Regions from separate parts of the Homo sapiens genome. Here region 2 is linked to region 1. The links are chromatin loops, found by intact Hi-C in ENCODE. Cell type or tissue: heart right ventricle. All regions are shown on one strand. Links, peaks and the distances in the headings refer to the core of each region. The heading gives the core; the rest is flanking DNA.

The links. Hi-C counts contacts between places; a loop is a spot of excess contacts. Peaks named below come from ENCODE experiments on the same cell type or tissue, not always from the same donor. Only the 100,000 strongest peaks of a DNase experiment are listed, where the experiment ranks them.
Region 2: it touches region 1 in a loop (2.4-fold over the local background); 33 of 110 quality-filtered maps call a loop at or near these places.

What each region holds. Positions count from the first base shown.
Region 1 is chr21:34,122,272-34,134,705 of GRCh38, forward strand. MRPS6 (mitochondrial ribosomal protein S6) reads left to right here. Exons shown (of 3, transcript NM_032476.4): 2 at 3,070-3,209. Among named protein-coding and RNA genes, the nearest start is that of LINC00310, 52 kb to the right of the region's middle. RefSeq lists an enhancer at 7,375-7,919. In heart right ventricle, for the core only: a CTCF peak has its summit at 7,013 (motif pointing right); a DNase peak (open chromatin) is centred at 6,990; H3K4me3 peaks cover 856 bases; H3K27ac peaks cover 5,076 bases.
Region 2 is chr21:34,076,303-34,088,736 of GRCh38, forward strand. The region is part of intron 1 of MRPS6 (mitochondrial ribosomal protein S6); the gene reads left to right. All of the region lies in intron 1 of SLC5A3 (solute carrier family 5 member 3), which reads left to right. Among named protein-coding and RNA genes, the nearest start is that of SLC5A3, 8.9 kb to the left of the region's middle. In heart right ventricle, for the core only: no CTCF peak of the experiment used is centred there; no DNase peak of the experiment used is centred there; H3K27ac peaks cover 772 bases.

The DNA of each region.
Region 1 (12,434 bases), core at 2,376-10,375:
AGCAAGCCAGATTTGGCCCAAGAGCCCTGGTTTGCCAACCCTGCTTTATGGTGAGGTAAGGTCTATGGGGCGTTATTTTTGCTCCTCCTTCCACCTTTCGTTTTATACTTCTGGGTGTTTTGAAATTAAAGTGAGATGAATGTGGCCATTCCAGTAGTCTACAGTTTGACCTTGACATACTGAAGTCAAACAATTTTTTTTTTTATATTTTCCTAAGTTACATTCTTGTTAGGTAGCCTTTCCCCTTTTTGAGACAGATGTAAGAAGAAAATGTTTTTTACTTTATAAGCTCTTACTTCAGAAGAGGGTAATGAGTTTTATACTGTAAACACTTCAGTTGGAACTTAAAAGATATTGAGATATATTCCTTTTTAATCAGGCAAAACTGGAATTGAAATTTATTTGGGTAGCTAATCAGAAAACTAATCAATCAAATGTTTTTTTCCTTTTTTTTTTTGAGTGCAAAGCTGAGACCCGACTCTTTATTTGGATGGGCTGTTCCTTTACCTTATCATACGTTAATTGATGTAATGCCAGGTCAAGAAACAGCATTTTCAGTTAAATGAAATACTGTGCTGCTGTTAATAATGAGTCCTCTGCAGATGTATGGCGATGTCTTTGTGAACTATAATGAAATGTGAGAAGAATGTAGTCTTCATATGATTAGAACTGTCTAGGAATGTGTTTGATACAATCATAAGGATAAATTGCCTTAGACTTTTTACCTACTGTTAATGGGAAGAGATTTTGGCCTGAATTTTTATTGTCTTCAGGAAATTTCTGTTTTATCTTAAGGTTGGTTAAATATATAAACAACGATTCAGTAGGAATTTTTAAAATCCCTAATGGACTTCAATATGAAAAGAAAGTAAAGAATGTTTTTTTCTAAGCCTTAAGCCAATACTTAGCACATTTCATACCATTTTAGCAGCACTTGTCAGAAAGAAAATTTTAAAAATATAGTGGATTTTGTTTGGTTGCCAGAATGCACACTTAAACTTGTTCTGCAATTTTCTCTTCATTTGATCCCCAAATGAACCTCTGGAAGGTAGCCTATTCTTAAGTTTCCTCCTGCACTTTAAAATCACCCTGCTTGCACCTCTTCACGTAGGTCTTTGAGGAGATGTGCACCTTGTCTTTGCCAAGGTGTGCCTCTGGCTTCCTCCCCGATGGTTTCCACAGCTTTCCTTCTCCTTGCAGCAGGCGTTTCCACTTAATAGCTGCCCTGTCAGCATCTCTCTAGAGATCCCATCCCAAATCTGTAAACCTTCTTGGCTTTTTTTTTTTATGAAGATAAAATATGTAACAATAAGACACTAGACCATATAGTAGTTATCCAGTAAATCATAGCTGTCATCGTTGTTGCTATTTTAGAAATCCTACATTTTATCGTCTTGCATGGTCCGCTCCTTTTTGACTACCAACTTGCCCATGTGTTTTCTCCTAAAACACGTTGCTCAAGTTGCTTGTCCCTGGAGCCCTGGCATTTTCTCCTCCTCACCATTGTTCTCATACCTCTACCATGGGAACCTTGGCAGCCTGCTTTCTGGCCCCATCTTGCCAAATGCCCATGTAGCTACCACACCGCGGCTTTTTCTTGATCTCTGTCCTCTACCCCATTGTCATTCTGGACAAGGCAGTCTCCCGATTTTCCTTGTCCTATTTGATGATACGTTTTATATTTGCTTCTCTGACTTTGAGTCCTCTTGTTAGCCCCTAAATGTTTGTACTCCCCAAGGTTCTGCTGGTGATCTCCTTTCCTCTCCCCCTCCACCCTTTCTATTGATCTCACCTCCTTCTCAGGCTTCAGAGAGCCGTCTGTGCAGGTGACTATGAAATGTGTATTTCTCATCCACCTGCTTTGAGCTTAAGATTTACATCTGGAGAGGTCAACCTAGGGGAGCCATGGCATCTGAGACTCAGCGTGTCTTAAACCAGATTCATCTCTTACTGTCCTCACCAGCTTCTCCAGCTCTCCTTTTAGCTGTAGTGACAGTTGCACTCTCTCAGCCACCAGATTGTGGTGCCCTTCTTCGCCACATCTTGCCTTCATTCTCCACATTGCATTCGTTGCAGTTTTCAGGCTTATCCTTATAAAGTATCTTTTCTTCCAAAAATTGCTTGTGTATACATATGCATAGAGAGATATCTGGAAAGAAATTCACCAGAAAGTTTAATTCACCATCCAGTCTATCTCTGGGTAATGGGATTCTATATTGTTCAAGCTTTTTTTTTTTTTTTTTTAAATAACAGGCCTTGATTACTCATGGACTTGTGCCCAGTGTATACCCGTCTATCTCCTCAGCACTCCCTTGCCCTGAACCCCATCACTGGGGCTCAGTTGCTGGTTCATTCATTCTTTGTACCTCCGGTCATCATTTTCCGGGTGCCTTTCAAGTAAACTTTCCTTAGTGAAACCCTTCTTCCAGCTGAATGTTTCTTCCTTTCGTGAGCCCTCTGGTCTCTATGCTATTTCCTGTATTCTGCCCTCTGCTCTCCATACATGTGTATTTTGTGTTCTGTCCTTTATTAGATTGTAAGCTCCATGAGGGCAGAGTTTGGGTCTGATTACCCATCCTTTCCCCCTTTTGGTTACAGTCTCCCAGTTTTTCTTTGGGAGACAACACCTTTTCCCCCTGGCTACAGTTTTGGTGGGATGGGCAGTTCAGGTGTCCTGCCAACGAGATACTCTTCTCCTGGAATTTGAATTTTGAGTCATGGGATACAAGGACTGACAGTGATTGGCACTGATTCAGCCTGGCCGAGGTGCTCTGAAGAAGCCACTCATTAGTTCCTGCCTCCCAGATCCCTGGAGCTGCCCTGGTCCCTGAACTCTCCGAAGCCTGGTTCTTCAGATATTCCTCGTATCTGTGAGCTATCTCATATCCTTACAATAAATTCTCTCTCTCTTTTATTTTAAGTTAACCAAAACCAGCTTCTGTTGCTTTTACCCAGCGATTCCTACCAGTAGAGCTGTTATGATTGGAACTGAGCAGACTTAATCATTCTAGCTCTTATATTAATTCTGATGCTTTTTTTTCTTTTCTTTAAAAACACAAACAAAAACAGCCAGAGACTGCTGCTACTTTGAAACGTACGATAGAGGCCCTGATGGACAGAGGAGCAATAGTGAGGGACTTGGAAAACCTGGGTGAACGAGCGCTTCCTTATAGGATCTCTGCCCACAGTCAGCAGCACAACAGAGGCGGGTAAGTTTCTTCATGAAGTCTTGAAAGACGTTTTTGATAGGCTCAGTAAAGAGTACTGTTCAATTACTATTAGAAGTTCTTAAAATTTCACATTGAGACCCCTGTTGCGCCTAGGTGTCCTTTGGGTACACACTCTGGCAGTCTTGTGTTGCAGATGGGATGTGATATGCTGGCCCTTCGTGGACTATGATCTGAGTTCAAAACTAGGCCATCCTAGGAGCAAAGGGCTTACCAAGTCTAGCTTGTGGAACCTTTTCCTGTCAACCTTAGCACTGTTTTCCCTGACATTTCTTTAACTTTTGCCTTTAAAATACCTTAGTGAACAGTGCTGTCCACAAACATAGTGTATCAGTTTTAAACATATGCGTTGCAAATAACAGAACATGCTGCTTTTGACTGATGTATGTAACCTAAGCCTAATCAACAAAAGAAAAATGGTAATACCTACTCCAAGTAATGATCACAGTTTGGAATTTTGTCTCCTACTGTGTACAGCAGCTTCCTCAAATACATGTCACAGATTTGATTCTGTAGTAATAACTATCTTTGTAGAAGTTCTTGGAGAACAATTTGTAGAATAGATTTGAATCTTCTCATGTTGTAGGATTTCCTAGGAGTGGGTGTTAGAGAAGATGGGAATCAGGTTTTAGCGCGGTAGGAAAAGTCCAAGAGTAGAAGAGTCAGCTCTCTCTGGCACTCAGCAACTCTGTGGCCTCCCCTTCTGTTTCTGGCTTCTTTGGGCACAGAACTCAGGTTATGGGTCTCCCATCTGCATTGCCACAAGGACCCAGCAAGACAGTCTCTGCAGATGTGCTCTGCGACGAGAATGCTGCTTGTAGTTATGTGAGTCGAGCTGTCTTGTGCAGGTACAGTACGTGTGATAGGGCCTGAGTGGAGTCGCGTCTCACATCGAGGCTTTCTTACTGCATTTAAACCTTCTGCCGTGCTGCAAATTTCATCTTTTGATTGCTTCACCTTGTTTTGTGCTAGTGTTCAGCTTCTTGAGAACACCTCTGAAGAGAATGCCTGAGGCGTTGCTAGGCAACAGGAAATGCACAGTGGCTAGGCTTCTTCCACAGTCATAATAACAATGAGGGATGGAGAGCATGTGTGTCTGTCTGTCTGTTTCTTTTAAACTTAATCACAAATGGGTGTGGTTTTAACAGCGCAGTTATGGATCCTTTTGCCTTTTTTGTTGAAAGAGGAGCATATAAAAACTGTCCGAGAGTCATTAGCGCAGTTCTTGGATGGAAGGCAGTGAAGAAGTCAGTTTCTCCACTCATGTAGTACTTCCAGGGGTTTCTGCCCTTTTTTCAAGTAGAGGATTTGACTTTGTTGAGAGTTGGCATGACCAGCATCCTAGGATCTGCACTAACACGTAGCCTGAGTAATGCTGACGTCACTTGTCTGAGGACCAGGCTCAAGAACTGCTGTGTTCACTCAGTTCATTTTCAGACCTCTGTGTGCAGTGGTGGGGGTTGGGGGTGGGTAGCCGTTTCTCTTTATGGGTGGAATAAATTCAGGTCCTGGAGGAGCCCACTGGGACCAAGCCAGAACTGCTGAGAACACTAGCCCTACTTCTGGGTTCCCCCCTGGCAAAGGTGCATGTGCCTCGCTGAGGAATATGTTGCAGTCACTTAGTTCATTGACTTTTAAAGATTTTATTGCTGGTTCTTTTACTTTCAGACTCCTCAACAAACAGAAGCAGTGTTCTGTATTACATATGTGTATTATATATAGACACAGAAAGGTAGTGCCCAGCTGCAGTGGGGGAGGTTCATGCTTTAAGCCTATTTTCTGGGATAAATCAGTGTCTGGTATTTATTTGTTAAAGGTAATGTTTTTTAAAGTGTGGTCTCTGAAACGCTAATTCCGTAGAGATGCTCCATCAAAAAAGGAGAAGTAGGGTGTGTGTGATCAATTAGATGTGGGAAGCCTTACATGATCGAATTCCTTCTAGAGGTTCACAGTGCACATTGGCACATAAATGATGAGAAGCCCTTCAGTAAGATCCGTTCATTAATTCACTGTATTTGATTATGCTACATTTTATTTCTATAATACTCGTGAACATTCTCCACAGTGACTTTTGGGAAATGAGGATGTGAGAGGCAAGTGTAGTTTGAAGTTACCCGAATAAAGATTTGGAATTGGGCGATAACGTTTATGTGTCTGCAGTGTGGAGCTTAAGGTTAGTCTGATATTCTCTTGGCTTCAGGCAGTGGCCCCATAATCACTAACCCTAACCATGGCAGTACCAGGTATTTTGTTCATTTGGCAAATTCTTTATGTGCATTAATCCATAGCCACAGAAAGTGTTAGAAACATGTAATAAGTGGATTATGTACTGGGAGACTTGCTTTTCTGAAGTGGTTGAGAAGAAACAGTGGTTTTATTGGTTACACGTTTAGCATTCAAAGTTTTGGCTCTTTTTGAACAGCCCTAGAGGCTATGACACGTATCCGAAATTACGGCAAGGCGCTGATTTGAAACCTGACAGTGGTGTGCGAGAGCCAGCTTTTGGCTGGCTAATGGAGTGAGCCTAGATGTTTCTGAGAGTCCACATTCTATCATGGTACTGTTGGTATCGTGTGTTTGTTGCTTTTACGTTTTGTGGGGAGAAATGGTATGTCCTAGTGGTGTCCACAGGTCTCAGGTTGATTCTCACAATTGTCGTGGTTCCTGGTCTCAAGGAGTTTTCAGTCTAATCAGAGAGTTGGCTGCATAATGCTAACCTAGGCACCGGCTGAGGGAGTGTGTGTGAAAGTGCCCAGCACAGCAGGAGTAAAGCTAAGCCTGGGGCTGACGGGTAGGTATCTCTGTTCCAATGACTTCACTGTGTATTGGGCAATTGCCTCTACTGTTCTCCCATGCCCAGCCCCCTCCGCCCCCCAAATCAACCGCCTTATCACGTACATGCCCAGTAGGCTGGAAGAAAAGAGTAGGTAAGGGAGAGCCTGTTGCTTTAGGGTTATCTGGGAAATCTGCCCAGAGGAGGAGGAGAGTATACTTTGGAAATGATACCTGATGTTTATTATTATATCAAGACTGTTTCCAGTTTATGCCAAAAATAAAAATATAGTCATTATATTTCAAATATTAGTTTGGTCAGACTCCACTTTAGAAACAGGTTGTGTTCCAGAAATTTGCCTGTAAGTCTGTTGTTTATAACTGAGAACTTATTTTCCCAGTGGAACAACTTGATGGTTAAGTTCCCAGACTAGTCCACAGAGATTTTCTTAATTCATAATCTCTGAAGGTCAGTAGAACTGGGGGAGTCATGCGTGTTCAGCTGAGGACCATTTTAAACCTGTTTTTGAAAATGCAATTCAGTGTTCCCCTTGGCAGCAGAATGGGGCCTGGATTGGGCCACCCTTATCAGGGATTGGGACAATATCTCAGCCCTCTAACTTGTTAACACTAAATAAATCATTGGTGCATGACCTGGAGCTGGGTGGCTCAGAGGCCTGGGAGTCACTCCCAGCTCTGGATTTGCTGGGGTCTCTTTCAGGTCCCCGAGATTACCTCCCCTTTGTGTCTGCACGTGCTCACCCTGACACCCTCATCTGCTCTGCGGGACAGACAAGGTGTTGGTGTGGAAAATTCTTACTGTATTCCTGGGCGTTTGGAAGGGGAAGATGTCATTTATGTTAGAGGGAGCAATGACAGGAGAGGCTCATTTAGACCCGTGCTATAAAGGGGCAGGCATCTTACTGAATGATAGTAACAGTCACCCTTTGCCAGAACCACGTCACTCACTCCAGGGCTGCACGGAGCTTATGGTTCTCGGTTCTCTTTCCACTAGATGGGGCTGAGCTGAGACTGAGAGGAAACTATACAAAAAGTGCGGTCGTATTTCAGCGTTGGGCTTGTGCTGCTTTGTAAAAGGATGCCTCTGCTCTGTTTCTACCGGGTCTGATTTTATGGCAGTGAGATTGGGCTGGCTTCCAAATGCCTGTGTATAAGAACTCTTAAGTAGAAGGTGTTTTTCTTGCCTGTTTTGCCCGTTCTTTGCCTGTTCTCATCTGCTTTAAAATTTGGATAGGTGCTTATAGCAGAGATCTGCTGGCCTACATATAAGATGCCCTTCTATTTACGGGTAAGCAGAATGATAAAAATAACCAGCTCCATGGTGAATCAGTGGAATTTTACTGACTCGCTTCCCAAATGTGTCTGCAGCTTACTCCATGAGCACTGGCACCCTCTCTAGAGGAGATTGATTCTCCTCTGTAGTTTTCCCGTTAGCTAACATTTCCATGTTCTCGTGCCTTTCTGCCAGTGTTCTGACCCCGTTCTCGTGTGTAGGTACTCCACACCAGGTTTTCAGACAGGGCTGCTGTGGCCTTGGAGGTTTCTTTTTAGTGGCAGTGCCCCAAGATTTGTAAGGATTCTGCAGCAGGTTTAGTGTTAGTGGTTTTGAAAATGTATGAGACCCAACAGATATAAAAAGAAATGGGGCTTTTCCATGCAGAGGGTACCTCAGTTTGAAGGTGAATAATTCACTGCCTCGGTGAAGCCTGAATGCAACAAGGTTTAACTGAGACGGTCTAGGAACTGGCATTTAGACAGATCTGTTTCCTATCTTCAAAAAGGCTCAAGGATGCTTCAGGGCTGCAAAGCCCTCCCATCCCCCTCCCCCATCCCCCCACCCACTGTGAGCCACTGAGTGCTTCAGTGGAAATTTCCACTTGTCTGCTAGGGAGAAGGGGAGGGTGAGAGAGAGACAAAGAATGTAACTCAAATTCAAGCAAGCTCTTTTTATGGAAAACTTGTAAATACAGGGTTAAGACAAAAGTGAATAAAGAAAATACAACCTTTACATTTAAGGGCACTGTCAGAAAATACAGTTTTCCCCCTGGACAACTAGGGGAGTCGGGGAAGGGCTGGCAGCACCGGGCAGTCTGCATGGTGACTGAATGGTGGAGGGGCTAGGCCTCTCCAGGGGAGGGGCAGAAGGGACATGAGAGCTGCTGGCTCTCTTACAACCATGCTGCTGTGAATGGAGTGTTTTTGGTGGCATTGTTTTCCAGTATTGGGGCACAGTCTGTCTTGGGGAAGCCATTTCTCTGAGTGTTTTCAGATCTCTAGAGGGTTTGGGCCATGTAGTAGAGAGTTTTGTAGCATGTGAGTGTCTTAAGAAATATAAAGGAGGGCACATTATCACCTGGAAGATCACGTGGGCAAGTTCTACCTAGGAAGAAGTTCACTATTGCTCCAGCTTTCAAACACTGTTATCTGCAGTGAGAAATGCATTAGTGTCCTGAACCTTTCTTGGTTACTTCTTGCCTGGCATCAGTCATCTCCTCACTTCCACTTCTGCAGAGTTAGTGTGGGTCAAAGTTACGTGCTTTTCTATAGAAAAGAGAGATGCTTTTGTGAAGCTGATAGCAACTTCATAGAAGTGGTGATTCTATAATTAGCACCACACATGTAAAAACAAACCTTTAAAATGTAAACACTGCTCGGCTTTGTGTTCAAGGCAATGTTGGTGCTTGCATGGACCCTGGCTACCTGGTAGGCGGAACCATGTCACTTGTGCCATGTAGCACATGGTCGAAGGTGCTGGGAATGTGTAACGTAATTAGATTTTAGACTGTTTTCCCAAAATGAGCTGTGTACTTATTGATTCAATCACCAAGAGTAGAAGTGGAAAATGGAAAACTAGCTATTTGGAGAGCTTTTGTTAAGTAAGAATGTCAGCTTTGGGGCATGTCTAGTCAGTTGCAATGTAGTCAAATCCAGACGTTTGTGCCTTGAGTGAGGAGTTGATCGTGAGTCCACGTGCGTTAGGACTTCTGGTCTTGTGTTTTGATTCTGCCTAGTTTGGCTGGGGAAGAAGCAGACACTGATAGCTCATTGTGGTTGTGGAGTCCTCTTGATTCTCTCTTTTCCCAGGGTCAGGAGGAAGTTGGGGCAGAGGGCTCTAACTCCCCTGGAGACACTGAGCCCCTTTTCTGGTCACCTTCCCTTGAACAGCAGCTCCTCTGATTGTTAGAATGGTTTCTCCATGGCAACCTTCATGAGGATGCAGGGAGCGGGCATCAAGGGAGTTAGTTCCAAGGCCATTTTTTCAGCCTAACTCCCATTTTTGTAGGTCTCTTGTGGACCTGTGCTGTCATGAGAAAGGGATCCTCGCAGGCATCAAAAGCCACCCAGCCCCACCACCCCACACAGGTTGTTTCTAGGCCTGACTTTCTTCATGTGTAAAAATAGAAATGCGGGACTGTACTTGGTGTTGTCATAGCTGTAAAAAGTCTCATTCTCAGTCCTTAGGTCATCTGTAGTTAGCAAAGCCCAGCAGTGAGTCAGGGGTCCTTGCCTGTCATGGACAGTCTCCCACAGGACTGCGGTGGAAGCCTGGGTTTCTGCTCATGCAGCAGCTCGTACAGCCTCTCTGCCCAGCTGGGCTGCATATTCCAGGAGGATGAGACCATGTGTGCCTCATCCATTTAACCTCCTGAGGTTTGTCTGTAGTAGATGCTCATTAACAAGTTAAGTTTGCCCAGATGAATAGGTAAGAAGAAAAGGATATGTACTGGAAGCAACCAGGAATTGGTGAAGGTCATTCCTGTGTGGGAAAACCATAATGGACCATTTATCTGTGTACTTGGGTCACTGAAGCAGGCAGAGATTGACTTTATCCTGGACTTCTGGTCAGTTCTCTTGTGGCCTGGGAGAGACATCTTGGTTCCCTGGGAGAAGAGGTCGGGAGGGGGTTGGTAAGAGGTTCAACTTCGGAGAGTGGCGAATACAGTAAGGTCTGCCTGTCTCGGAGTCACTTCTCACCTTCGCTGTTTTGGTAGCGTTTTCTTTCTGTGGAAACTTCCACGGTGTAATAGGGAGCCATGGGAGTGGAAGCAGTCTTTGCCCACATCAGCCCCGGGCGCATAGCAGCAGGACGACAAGCATGAGATGCCAGTCACCAGCTGTGCATGCCGGCTTGTGCTCGTTTAGTTGGTTGCTGAAGGAGCGTTGTCATGCCTGGTGGCAGGAAGTCAGAGCAGTTAGGAGGGTGAAGGCAAGAGAGGGGTTTTGGTAGCAACAGGGAGCCTCCCGAAGCTAGGAAAGCCCAGTGTTAGGATTTCCAGGTCTTTAACTAGGTTTTCTCTTTATCCTTGAGAATCCTCCAACATGTGGGTACTAGGTAGCAAGAGATACAGTATACAGAGTGGGGAGCTGTGGGGTCTGGAGTCCGGAGCTTGACTCTCACTTTGTGACCTGGGGCCTATCAGTTCCCCTCTGGGCTTCAGTTTGCTCATGTGAAAGGTTTAGGCTGCGTTGTCTTTATGGTCCTTTCCAGCACTTCCAGTCTATGATTCTGTAACCCATTTGGTCCCAAAGCTATCTGTGGTTTCTTGTGTCCTGGAGTCAAAAGACCTGCTCTGTTTGAATCCTGGCAGTGACCACTTCATAGCTGAGTGACCTTGGGCTAATGACTTAACCTTTTTGAGTCTCTCTTCTTAACTACATTAAATTGTACGACTCAAAGGAGGCAACGTGTAGGAAACCACTTTGAAGACTCCTAGAGGAGTATTGTTGCTGGGGAGAGGGCTGCTGGACCCCAACCAACACTCGGCACCACTTTCTCTTCTTCCCTTTCCTCAATTGCCACACGGAGTGGAGCTGCCACTTCTCTTTCATCCTCTTCCTCAAAAGTTGTCTGAAAGCTGTGAAAGTACTTTGAAAATTAGAGTCTTATGAAAGACACTTCTTTTTTAAGTTCAGAAATATGAGGTTTCTGATATATCTGGCTTCCTGTTTCCATCCTTGGGTATTCTTTTTACCCTTATCACATCATAGAATCCAAAAGCTTTGGGTGTATTTCTTAGGATTATTGAGTGAGTGCTGAGTATATGGAGAACACTTTCAGGAGGGCTGGATGAGAATTGATTAGTGGGCAGTTGAGTTGGTTGTTGGCATCTGTAAACACACTTTCTCTTAGAACATGTTGAGACTCCTAGGCTAGCTCACAAGCTTCTAACCCTGTGAAGCAGTTGAATGGAAAATGGAAGAAAGCAGTGCTTGCTATGAACAATATCATAAGTAAGACCAAGACAGCCCCAGAGGTGCTATTTGAATAAGTTGAATACTTGACTGTAAGGAAGGGCAGGCTTGGACTTCCTGTGGACTCTCTGGAGGGAGGGGCATGGAGCACTCGGCAGTGGTGGTGTCTGGGTTACTTGATGGCCAGAGCATGTCATGCTCTTGCTAGAGCCTCCCTCCTGATGCATGGCATTTCAGCAGCACATTACTCTAAGCACAGGGCTTCAAATGGAATGAAGCAAGAGAGGAAGGCTTCTAGGGAAACTGGACAAGGCCAAGGAAGAGGCGGGAGCTCAGAGAAAAACTACCTGCTATAGACTTCAGTGTGTTGGGAATGTTGGCAGACAGGGTGAGGTCATAACTTGTCCGTGGTAGATTGGAAGGACATTTTGATGAATAGTGAGTGAAAGAGCAAATGGATAAATGGGAAGGAAAAAAGCATTGGGCCCCTGTTGGGTGAGAGTTCCCTGTACTGCCCACCAGGTGGCCAAATGGAATTATTGTGGGGCAAGGGGAGTGACTGGGTAAAAGGCTGAGGGTTGCAAGGAGGTGGTGATTTGAGGTTGATCACACTATTTTAAGCTCTGTTCCAGAGCCTAACTCAAAGTAAGTAATCAATAATTAAATCTTGAATAAATGAGTAATTCATAAGTTGGGTCATTGCAACCCTATTACCTGCTATATGGAGTAGAAATAAGCAAGTGGAATTAAACCTTGGAAAATGTGGCCAGGATTATGTGTAGTTTTCAGAGTGAGCCCAAGTGGCAGTCTTGTCAGTGAGCAAATGTGCAAGTCACTGCTTCAAGAAGTTTGTGGAATAGTGGATTCGTTTGTACCGTTTTTATTTCGTTGCTTAAGGAACCCTGGGAGTCTTCATCAGCTGTAATTGCTCCCTGTTGCCTCCATCCCACATCAGCTCATTGACCAAGTCCTGCCCATTCAGCTTCTAAACTGCCATTTTAAAATCATCAGCTTTATAGCGATGATTAGCATGTAATAAACTGCATATATTTAAAGTGTATAATTTAATAAGGTTTGACATATGTATACACTCACAGAATCACCACGGTCAAGATAATAAACATATTTGTCACCCCTAAAATTTCCTCCTCCTCCTTCGATTCCTTCCTCTACTTGTCCTTCATCCCAAGCAACCACTGATCTTTTTTCTTTCACTGTCGA
Region 2 (12,434 bases), core at 2,168-10,167, 46 kb before region 1:
CTCCTTTAAATTGAGCTTGCAAAGTTTTAAAATTTAAAATACAGGCCCTGTGTTGGCTGTCACAGTATCTGGATTGTAGCAAAGTCAGTTGCGGGAATGCCCATTGAAAGATTTCAGAGTGTATTATGTAGAGTCAGTCATATTGAACTATACAGTTGTACAATTAGTCACCCAGAAATTCCAATACTATGTTTTTCTCAGTTTGCAAGTAGAAGTTGATTATGAGTATCTACTTTTGTACTTCCAAGTTTGGGCATTTAGGAATGTAGTTAACTAGTGTTTCTAAGAAGAAATTTATTTTCAAGTACCATATAGCTTGATTTTTAAAAAAGTGTGTATATAAAAAAAGTTATTTCTATTTTCTGTTTTAGCGTGAAAAGTAGGTAAAAGTGTGGTTAAATTCTGAAATATGACGGTAAAGTAATGGATGTTGTGAAACTAGGCCTTTAAAGGTGACAAGCAATTTGAAAAACCAGTTGTTTAGACCAGTCTTAGTTCATATTTATAGAAGAGTCTCTGGAATAAAAAGATTTTAAAAGTCCTGTTACACCCATATCAGATAGCATCAAGAGAGTTTTATTCACTTCTGGAAAACACAGTATTCAAAGGCTGTAATGTGAAAGGACATAGCCGCAAAGGAGAGACCAAGGCTGCAGTCCCAGGTAGCCTCATTTCAGTGTGAGGAAGACCTCTGACAATGGAAAAAGAAATGGATTGCCTGTGAGATGGTGAGGTCTATATCCACCTCCACCCTGCCCCCCCTGCAATGAGAACTTTGAGGTAGATGAGGAGAAGGGGTCATGTGTTTGGTGAGTGAGCTCTCTTGTGAGTGGGAAAATGGTTGAAGCCCTTTGGTTTCACTTGATAATTAGATTTTAAAGGTTGGTATTTCAGTTAGGTAAAAGACTGAAGTGCCAATACATGAATGGTAAAGCCGCATACTGTATAATGTAGAGGAGCTTAGGAAAAAAATGAAACTTTGTAGACACTTTTTATGCCTTGGGTATACAGGAAGAAGAAATCTGAGGAAAGAAATCTGTGCAATACATAAGTATTTTGTGGTTACTTTAGGAACGCTAATTACGTCTCGTGCCCTTTTCCCAGAAGGTGTTCACAGTTGGCATAGATTATGAAAGCCCTGGGATAATACTTTTCCTGAAATCTTCTCATTGGCGTTCAGGAATTTTTACATGAAGAATTAAAGGTTAATGGCTTAATAACTAATTCACTTGCTAAATGATTCCATTGCATGTACAATAAGATAGCATTTATATATATATATCTTCATATGTTTTTCTAATAGGAATAAAGAAGATAGCTATTTTGGAAATCTTAAGTTCTTATTAAAACAAACAGTAATTTTTATGTTTAATACTCAACGCAGATTATATTTTACATTTAGATAACTCATTGAAATAGTACTTTGGTAGGGTAAGGAGTTTTGTGTAATCTGAGTTTGAGTTCTGACTTGGTTTAATTTGAATATAGAAAAGTATAATCAGTTCCTAAAATGTAGAAAACAGTTGGTTTTCTGGTAGAGTGATGAAGAGTTTTTCTCTAAATGCAAGCCTTTTTTGATTAGAACACCTGGCAAAAGTTTTGTATTTGTTCTAGAGTTCTATTCAAGTTAGGATGTTCTGAAAGTAATGCCTATGAAGTGCCTGTATTTTAGATACCCTTTGGAGATGGAGGGTGCTAATAAACTGAAGTATGAGTCAGGTCAACCCTAGGTCCTTGTAGTTTGCTTGGCAAGCATTTGATAACTAGGAAATAGTGAAGTTTCTGCTGTGTGTTGGTGGGAGACATCAGTTCAAACGGAAACATCTAGCTGTCAAGTGGTCTTTTTTTTCTTCCCATGGGCCCTCCCTAAACAGCTTAGCCTTGTATCTTTAATAATCTCTCTTTGTGTTTTATCTGCTTGAAACCAGGCAACTTAAAATAGTTACCTAGTAATGGAAGACTTGACCCTGTGAACAATGTTATACTTTCATTTGGTATTAAATTTTCTTGGGTTACAGCTTATTGCCGCAGCAAGCTATTGAAGAAGGAAGGAGTCCTGTTCCTGCCCCTGAGCTACAGCTAAGGTACAAGGAATGGCTTGGGGGTAAGGAGTCCTTCCTCACCAGATATGGTTTGTATGTATGAAGACTGCTTGTCAGAAGTTGACATTTTGCACTAATTTTTTTTCTTAATTCATGACTCACACATTCAATACTGATGTTTCTAGATTTTAAAAATCTAGGTTATATCTAGTATTATATGCAGACTATTGAATCTTCTAACCTTTTAGATTATAAAATCAGTTTCAAAAAATTAAGAGTTCAAAAGCAATGACGGGAAAATTCTGAAGTAATATTTTTCATCTAGTGCCTTTGCTGTGTTTGTACTACTACATGTTTAACTCATCTAAAAGAAACCTGGAATACCATAATGGGGTTTAACATGAAGGTGGAAGGAAGGGTAGAGAACAAATGATAAAATACTGTGTGATTACTCATGTTATAAAAAGTTGTTGCAATTTGATTATCAGACTTTTCCTATTTAATGTTCTTAGCTTTGTGTTAGAATTTCCAATATACTCATGAGTTTATCTGTTTTTAGTGGAAGGCAATATTTTTAAGACGTGTTATCAACACATGTAGTTACCTCTTAGGGGAATCCTTACTTAAGGAATTAGTCAAATGAATGTCTGGTAAGTTATCAATTTGTCTAAAGGAAGAACTACCCTTGGGTTTGGAAAGTGACAGTTAATTCAGCCTCTTATCCTTTTTGTTGCTTTGAAATTAGAGCAAGAGTTGGCAGCCTGTGGCTTCCGGGCCAGATCTGACCTGTCACCTATATTTTTGTGGCTTGTGAAGTAGGAAAAGATTTTACAGTTGAATAGGTGGGGAAAAAAACAGCAATACTTTATGGCACTTGAATTTCATAAAACTTTCACATTTCAGAGTCCATAAGTAAAGTTACATTGGAACATGACCCTGTTCTTTTGTTTATATTTATTATCTAGTCCTTTACAGAAGAAATGTGCCAGCCCCTGATTTAGAGTATATAGACACAATTTTCTAGGTGCATCATTTTTCTTGGCTTCTTATGCTGCTGTTTTCTGATGTTACTCCCTTGATTTCTCCCTTCTTCTTCTTTCTGTTTTTTTGAGACAGAGTCTTGCTGTGTTGCCTAGGCTGGAGTGCAGTGGCACGATCTCGGCTCACTGCAACCTCTGCCTCCTGGGTTCAAGCGATTCTCATGTCTCAGCCTCCCAAGTAGCTGGGATTACAGGCATGCGCCACCAGACCCAGCTAATTTTTTTTTTTTTTTTTTTTTTTTTTTTTTTAGTAGAGATGGGGTTTCACCATGTTGGCCAGGATGGTCTCAATCTGACCTCGTGATCTGCCCGCTTTGGTCTCCCAAAGTGCTGGGATTACAGGCCCTCTTCTCTTTATGTACAATTCCATTAACCTTCATGTGGATGATTTGCCACCTTTTTTAACAAGCTGACAACTCTGGCATTTTCTGTTCTCTTCTGTGCTGGTTATGGCCTCCTGGGTATCCCCTTGGCACTGCAAACTCAGTGTGGTTAAGAACTTAATGTGTTGCCTATCCCCAAAGTTGCCTCTGTTATTGCTTATTTCTGTTTATCGCTTCTCTGTCTTCTGTCATCTGGGGCTGAACAAATGCAGTTCTTTCTTTTCCTGCAGTCTCAATGCCATATAGTCTTCTCTGCCCTAGTTGAACTGCTCATGTTGTTTGTTTCTTCCTTGGACTCTTGCAGTTTCTTAGCTGGTCTCCTGACATACTACTGAGGGGAGGATAGCTAATACCTGTAAATACGCTTGTAGTGCAAATATATGTCCTTGAGATACTTTAAAACACCTAAATAGGTGCACTTATAACAAGGAAATAGTAGAAAGCATTAAGTGATGGCTTTCTGATTCCCATACTAATTGATTGTATCAACACTTGCCAAATTACTGCATACTTCTCATTTTCAAATACATGCAGGATGAAGTCACATCCAAGGCTGTCTCAGTATGACTCCCAACTTATTTTTTTAACCTCATCTTTCAGTTTTTTTCCACATTTTATATGCCCAGTAAACAAAGTTGTGCAGATTCTTATAAATACCATTACCTTTTATTTTCTTTGGTGCCGGCATCATGCTGTTTTTCTGTTTGGAACACCCTCCCTTTCCACAATACCCCACCACCTCCATGAAAAACCAGTCTCATGTTCTTCCAAGTTCATCTTAACTCATTTGGTACATTAAACAAATATCAAGGGCCTGCAACATTAGGAGTATAATAGACTAATCTTTCCTTTGGTTGCATGAATCTCATCACGTCTCCCATCACATGGATCACTTTCTACTTTGTATTACAGTTAATTGGTGAATATGTTTTACCTCCTTTGCTAGATTACAAATTCTTGAGAGCTGAGTCTTTCATGTTTGTTCTGCTATGCTTTGCATATATGGTAGATACTTACTAAGCTGCCTTGAGGGGTTACTACTCTCATCTCTATAAAACAGTTATTTGCTATGATACAGCGTGTTGACCTCGTGCTAGTAGTTTGCTTACAAGTCAGTGCACTTCGCTCACGCTGGGTGAGTTGTATGTTACCAGAAGTTGTGTTGATTTCCAAGACTGTTTTATGACAGGTAATCTTGTTTCCGTAAAATAATTTAAATATCATGTGAGCTGATGAAATGAGTGCAAACCTTTGTTTCCTGAAAACCAAGTTGGATTCTTTGGGAAGACTTGATAAAAGGTGAGTCATTAAAATAATGACTGTAGAATTAGATATGGCTGAAATAACTCAAAGTTTGGGAAGAAAAATAACTAGGAGGATTGTGTATGTGGAGTGTTTTACAAGGATCTTTTAAACTTTCCACTTTAATGAAGCTGAAACTGGAAATTGTAGATAATGCCATCTGTAGATGTCGCTTAGATCAAGCAGAAGGAACTCAAATCATCAGGGAACTCCAGGTCATCGATTCCATTCTCCAAGTGCTTGTCATGACCCCTATATTGAGGTTGGCAAATAAATGTATGTTTATGTGTTGAATAAAATACTTAATAAAATACTTAAGGTACGTATATATAGTTTTATGACTGGATATGGCTTTGGGTATGAAGGCTTCTGCTTTATAGAAAAATGCTGATTTTTTTGTTTTCTATTATAAATGAGTAGAAAAACCTTGTAAGATCTGAAATGAAGATACTGGATGTGTTACCATAGAATAAACAAAGACTGGCATTGGGAGACTAGAAGGAGCTTTAGAGGCAGATGGGACTGGGTTTTGGATTGTAGCACCTACTTCCTAAGGACTTTAACCTTCTGGATCCTCAGTTCCTTCTTTGTAAAATGGAAGTAATTCATTTGGGAGGGTATTTGAAGATAAAGTGGTTATGTGACCTTGGAGGTAGTTAAGTGTAGTTCTGTCATTAAAGTAGCTTTGTGGTCTTAGGCAAGTCGCTGTGAACTTCATTGCCTAGTTTTTCATTATTCCCAGTTTATTAATGAAGAAACTCTAAAAGATAAAACTTATTATATCTAAGTTTATTTCATCAGAATCCCAAACTAGATCAAAGCTGAAATACAGTTCTTGTTAAGTAAATGTTTGAATTAGTGGTGTTGGTGCTTACTACTCTGCTCCCATCTATTATTGCCATGAGGGGTGTGGGCCTGGTTTTGCCAGCTTTTTTTTTCTCTCTTCCTCCTACCAGCCAGAAATCCAGATTTTATAGGAAATCTGGTTTTTTTTTTTTTGATGTTGCCAACTAATTGAATACTTAGGTACCATGGATCAAATGTAATGTATCTGTGGGTTAGGTTGGCTCTCATTTTGTAATCTAGATATTCAGATAATTAGCTGTAGGTTGTCTGTAAATCTCTTAGCATTTATGTTGACAAAGCCCACCTTGTTAATTGGTCACTGGTTTGCAGTAGGACTGATTTCAGCAATGGCAGGCATATTCAATTCTTGAAAGTATCTATAGTTTCGGATTGTTGGGTTGTATATGTGCATTTAGGCTAAAATATACATGTAGGCTTCAGAGCTGCACCGTGTAAACTGTGAGGGAGTGACATTCACAGTCCACTTTTTCTTTCAATGTCTGAGTGATATCTTGTTTTAGGCATGTATTAGTACTATTTGGTTTGTACCCGTTGTATTAACCTCTTAGGTGTTTGAAATACTACTGGCATGCAAAGATTGCTTTGCCTAGAAAATATTTTTTTTTGCTCAGAGTGTATCTGTGGAATTAAAAATAGTTTACCCATGATCCCTGGAAAATAGTATTACCATGAAAAAAATTCAGGTGCTCTCTTGGTAAAGATTATAGAGGAGGGAGGTGATGACATTTTTATTTTTGACCAGGCTTTGTGTTTCCATAAAATAGAAGCCAAGTTATTACCTTGACTAACCTTCTTTTTTTGTCTTTTTTTTCACTCCCACTCCAGATAGATAACATCAAATTGCAAATAAAACGAACTCAGATCCCAGGTTGTTCTTACGTACGTTTTGGCCCAAGGTGTAATTGACTTGTTTTGCTTCCCCTTGCAATCATTTTTACTATGATTACAGTCCCAGGTAAGGTAATTTCTGTCCACTTTGGGCATACCTCAGTAGAGGTTGGTGTAGATGAAAGCTTAAAAATGAAATTGCAAGTGAAAGCACAGACTTAGCAAAACTTTCTTTATTGGAGCCCTCAATCCTCATAAACTGGCATTTTTCTGCTTCTGCCCCAGAATCGAGAATTCCTGGTTTTGTCTTTGTTTTGACTTGAGTTTTTAAAAGTTTCTCTGTAACACCTACCCTGGAGTGGTTAAGTGCTTTAATTTTGTCAGGTGAAGAAACCAAGTGCAGTTATGGTAGCCGGGTTGCTGTGGATATAATCCAGTTTGAGAAAATTCTCATTGTGGTGATCAGAAGTGCAGTGTTGTGGTTGCATTTCAGCTGCTGGGAAGATGCTCTTGCAAATCCATGTGTCGTCTTTGCTTCCGTTAGAAAGGTGCAGAATCAGTGTAAGTTCCAGATATCTGCTCCCTTTTCATTTTGTGCTCAGATGCCCCGTGTATGAATTCCGAATATAAAACATCTGTTCAGTCTGGTTTTGATTCAGATTTAAGGTGAATTTCTGTTGCTCAGTTGAAAAGCTAAATTTGAGTGTAGGCTCTGTCAGGCATGTTGTAGGAAAGGTGTATGGTACTGAAGTGTGTGGTTTTGTTTTTTAACTGCTTGACACTGTTAAGTAAGCAAATGACCCAGTCATGGGTTGTTTTGATTGCCATTCTTCTGTTGGTGTACTGCTTGCCTTCTGTTTTGTTAATAGTCATATGAGAAAACAGTTGTATGAAGTATAGTATCTTGAAGCTTTAAGACACCAAGTTTCCATTAGGCAGCCTAAGTCTCGCAGACTTTGGTAGCACTGTTGGTCTCATGGGAATGCCATTCTCATGTGTGGACTAAGTAAGGGCCAGGAGATTTTGCAAATTTTGTGTGTGTAAGAAGATTGAAGAAAACATTTTTCCTAATGTCACTGTCTTGAGTATTTTATCTGATTAGGATGGACTCATTGGAAACTATTGATAATTTCAAGATTTCTTGTCATCTGGCATACAAAGAAAACAGTCGTGACCCTATTTCCCTGGATTTTTCTATCCCTCTACTTGTCCTGTGTTTGCAATGCAAGAGGAAAATCCAGCTGCCTTTATAATCTAGAATACCATGTTTCTGTTTTTATTTCTTAGGTTTAATTCAGGGCGTAATTTCTACCAGTCCCTCCAAATACTGTTAAAGTTACTCTTTTTGTGGTCTTACTTCTTACTTCTTGAGTGTTATATTCTCCAAACCTTGGAGAAAATTAGAAGGTTTTAAAGTTTTCCAACTGAAAAGTATCTTTCAGAGGAAATACCCTAATTTCTGAATCTTCTATTTATAACTTGGCCTGGAGAATTATAATCTGGTCTACCAGGAAGGTGCTTGTGCTTAGGTTTTCTGCCTTAGTCACATGGAAAGATGAGCAGAAGCGATTTCCTTCTAGAAACAGTTTTTTTCTAGAAACATAAAATTGGAACCAAGTAGACTGAGAACAGAAAAAAAACACAAAGTTGACCTGGTAGGATGTTTTACCTCTATAAACCTCATAGTTGCTAGCCTTTGAGGGAGGCTAGATGAGTTGATAATAATGCCTAACCTTAGCAATGGATTGAAGTAGGGGTGCAGGGGTTATGTAGGTGTGTATATGTATTTAGGATATATATACACACCTACATATTATACACACACACATATGTACAATTCTCTTGAATCCTCAGCCATCTAAGGTTAGGTAGAGCTATTTCCATTTTACAAATGGAAAAACTGAAGAATTAAAACACAGACTTGGTCATACGTAATGGTAAATACAGTAGTTTAATGAAATTTTGTATTGTACCTATCACTCAGCTTCAACTGTTAATTTCCAGTCTGCTCACCTCTGTTTTCTTTATCTTAAAATTTTTTTCATTAATTTCCCTTGGCTAACATGACTAAAAAAATTTCAGACTTAAAGAGCAGTTCATTTAACACTTGTATGATTTTTGCCTAGATCACTAATTGTTAGAATATGCCTTATTTTATCTTTTTTTAATCTGCGTTATTTTGAGAGTTGCAGACATCTTGACATACCTTTCTTAGGAATAAGGGCCTTCCTCCTAACCACAACATAGTCATCACATTCAAAACGGACATTGATACGATACTACCACCAAATATTCAATTCATATAGAAATTTACGCTGTTCTTCCAGTAATAGTTTTTAGTGTTTTAATTCAGTATTCAATCAAGGATCATATATTTACTTGTTTAGTCTCCTTGAACAGTTCCAAAGCCTTTGTCATTAATAACAGTGGCACTTTGAGGAGTTTTGGAGTCCAGGCCTACTGTTTTGCAGAAACCCTCACTTTGGAGTTGACTGTAGTTGCGTTTTCATGATTAGAGTTAGATTAGCCATTGTTGACAGGAATGAGTATTTCATAGGGATGTCAATGCATCACACCGGGAGGCATACCACTTTGTTAAGCAGTCATTTGGTTAGGTGGCATTCACCAGAATGGGCCATTGTAAATGTACCCTATTTCCCTTTTGTATTAAGTGATCTATGGAATAACAAACTTGAGACTGAATATTTTGTTTTCCAACAATCTGCATTGGTTTTAGCATCTGTTGGTGACTGAATCAGTTATTGCAGGAGTACTTTAAAGCAAACTTAGATATATCATTTCACCTGTAAGTAATTAGTGTATAAGAAATAAGGACTTTTTTTTTTTTTTTTTTGAGACTGAGTCTCGCTCTTTCGCCCAAGCTGGAGTGCCAGTGGCGTGATCTCGGCTCACTGCAAGCTCTGCCTCCCGGGTTTCACGCCATTCTCCTGCCTCAGCCCCAGCTGGGACTGGGACTACAGGCGCCCGCCACCGCACCCAGCTAATTTTTTGTAGTTTTAGTAGAGACGGGGTTTCACCGTGTTAGCTAGGGTGGTCTTGATGTCCTGACCTCGTGATTCACCCGCCTCGGCCTCCCAAAGTGCTGGGATTACAGGTGTGAGCCACTGCGCCCGGCCAGAAATAAGGACTTTTAAACAACCGTAGTGCCTTTACACCTAACTACAATTCCTTAACACCTCATGTTCATGTTCAAATTCCCTGAATTGTCAAAAGTGTCTGTCTACAGTTCTGGTTGACTCTGAATCTAAACAAGGTCCACAAATTATGTTTGCTTAATGACCTTAAGTCTCTTACTCTGTAATAGCTTCTTACCCCACTCTTTACCTTTCCGGATTTGGCTGGTCACTTATGCTGTTTATATATATTCTTCTATTCCAGGTAATTTCTGTAGACCCATAGGTTCTAGAAATTTGATTAGATTCAGGTTTTGTTTTGTTTTGTTTTGTAAGAGCACTTAAGTGGTCTTGGGAGGGATAGATCACATCAAGAGGGACACATGTCTGCATTTTAGAGAAAAGATTAATTCTTGGTGTGGGTACAGATGTTAGCAGCTGCATGCGTCCATTTTGAAGTCCCCCAGCAGCCTTTCTCCTGAAAATTGTAGCATCCCTGTACTCATAGCCTGGGTGCATTACTTCAGGGCTTACCGGTGGTGATTTTTCTCATTACATTAGTCCTTTTGCATCAGTTAGCTGGATTTTATCTGACTTGTGTTTATTTCTAGTTTGTGTTTGTGTGTGTGTGTGTGTGTGTGTGTGTGTGTATCTTCCTGAAAGGTGTTGTAAAAGGATGCGTTCTTCATCTTTATTTCAGAAAGGATGTTCATGAACTCCCTTAGTGATCCTCTCAAATGTCCTCAGTTTTCTCATTTGTAAATTGGGGATCATTATCATGTCTGCCTCTTGGGGTTTTTGTTAGGATTAGATGAGCTCAAACATGTAGTGTAAAAATAGTGGTTGGCACATGGTGTTTGGTAAATGCTAGTTACTAAGGTAACTTCTTTAGTTTTGTGGGAACTCTGAACTCAAGTTGTAATGGAGAGGTGGAAGAGGATTCTTCATGAGTTGACATCAGGGTGCTTGGGTTTCTGTTGGGTGAGCTGAAGGGAATTGTTGCTTGCCGGCACTGACCTGCTCTTTCAGCTGTGTGGGAACAGTTGCCAGACAGACACGCACAGGGAAGGTCTGCACATATCACTGCACACTAAGAGGTGGATGTCGACAGTTGCAGCAGTAAAACTTGAAACACGTTCCGCAGTGGAGTTAGCACAGTGAAGGGAAGTGGGCCAGACTGGTGGTAGGTGGTAGGTTGAGGGAGATGGTGGCTCCAGATACAGGTTTTTACTATGTCATGGGCCACTGAGATTTTTATCTGAATGAACATATTTGTCTAGTCCAGTTTGCCTTGTCATTACACATACCCTCAACTGGAGCTATTTGAGATTGCAGATCACTGGTGGAGGAGGGAGGAGGCTCTTTTTCCCTTTAGCCTCTTTAATCTGCATCTCTTGTTGCTTAAAAAACCACTGTTGATGGTAATATAGGATATTGGAAGTTTAGCAGTCTTGATGGCGAAGAACTTAGTTGTTAATATTTGATTTTTTTATTTAACAAACATTTGAGCACCTGTAATATGTAAGATGGTGTTCTGGACACTAGGACACATCAGGGAACAACACAGAAAATTCTACCCTCATGGAGTTTACATACATGGTAGTGAGGAGACAGAAGAAACGTTTAAGTTTTATAGCGTGTTAGGTGTTGAGTACTATGGATAAATACAAAGTTGGAAGGGAGGCATTGAGATGGTCAGGGAAGTTACTTTTGTGCAAAGACGTAAAAGGAGAGGAGACAGGTCTTGTGGAAACCTGGGGTTACAAAGTGTTGCCTGCATAGGAAATAGCCAGTCCCAGAGGCTAGTTTGGTCCATTGTGATGAAAGGGTTGACTGCTTGCTGTGCTAGTGCCCTGTAGTGGGCCAAGGGCAGAAGCATGGAGACAAGAGGCTGGGACAGTGATCTGGATGAGATGGAATGGTGATTTGAACTAAGGTGCTAGTAGTTGTCTTTGATTCTGGATATATTTTAAGTATCGCCAACAGGCTTTGCTGATGGATTGATTGCATGTGGGTTGAGGGAGAAAGTGAGCAGTCAAGGATGACTAAAATTTTTGGACTGAGCAATAGTGAGGATGAAGTTGCTGTTCTGAGATGGGGAGGATTGAGAGTAGAACACATTTTTTGGGCAAGAGCAAATTATTCATACCCCGGAACAACAGGCAACTACAACACTTCATCCATTAAGAGCAGTTGTCCATAAATTTTACTGTGAGAACCCTTGCATTTGTAGATTGTACAGCTAATTCCTTTAACTTAATGTTTTAAAGTTGTGGGAGTTGATAAAGATTGGCTTAGATAGAATCTATAGCTGTGATGACTGGGTCAAGTATAGAATACACTTAAGACTTACTATTTTTCCCCTTCTGGTGGAATGACTAATTAACACTGATAAAAAGAATGAAGGCAGAAAGCGTTGAACTTGGATGGTGAGAACATAGATACGTCTGGTCTTACAGCTGACCCATCAGGGCTTTGCTGTATGTGAAGCCTATGCCTGGGACTTCTTTTTACTTTTAATCTCTGCATTTTATCCATACACATCCATTCACATGATCACACAAAGATTTCAACTGGTTTTTATCTTACGTGCTGTTTGCAGTCTTACTTTGTTAACAGTTGTTACATATCCATCTTGTGTATTTTCAAGCACAACTTTTTAAACACGCATGATCTTTTATCAATATCGTTAATGTTTCTTCCTGTCAGTAATGTCCTTTTCACTGAAGGTAGTATTGCATAGTGATTAAGGGCAAAAGCTGTTTAGACATATAGATGTGAGGCAACATCCTGGCTGTAACACAGACAGCTGTGGCCTGGGGTGAGTTATACTACCTC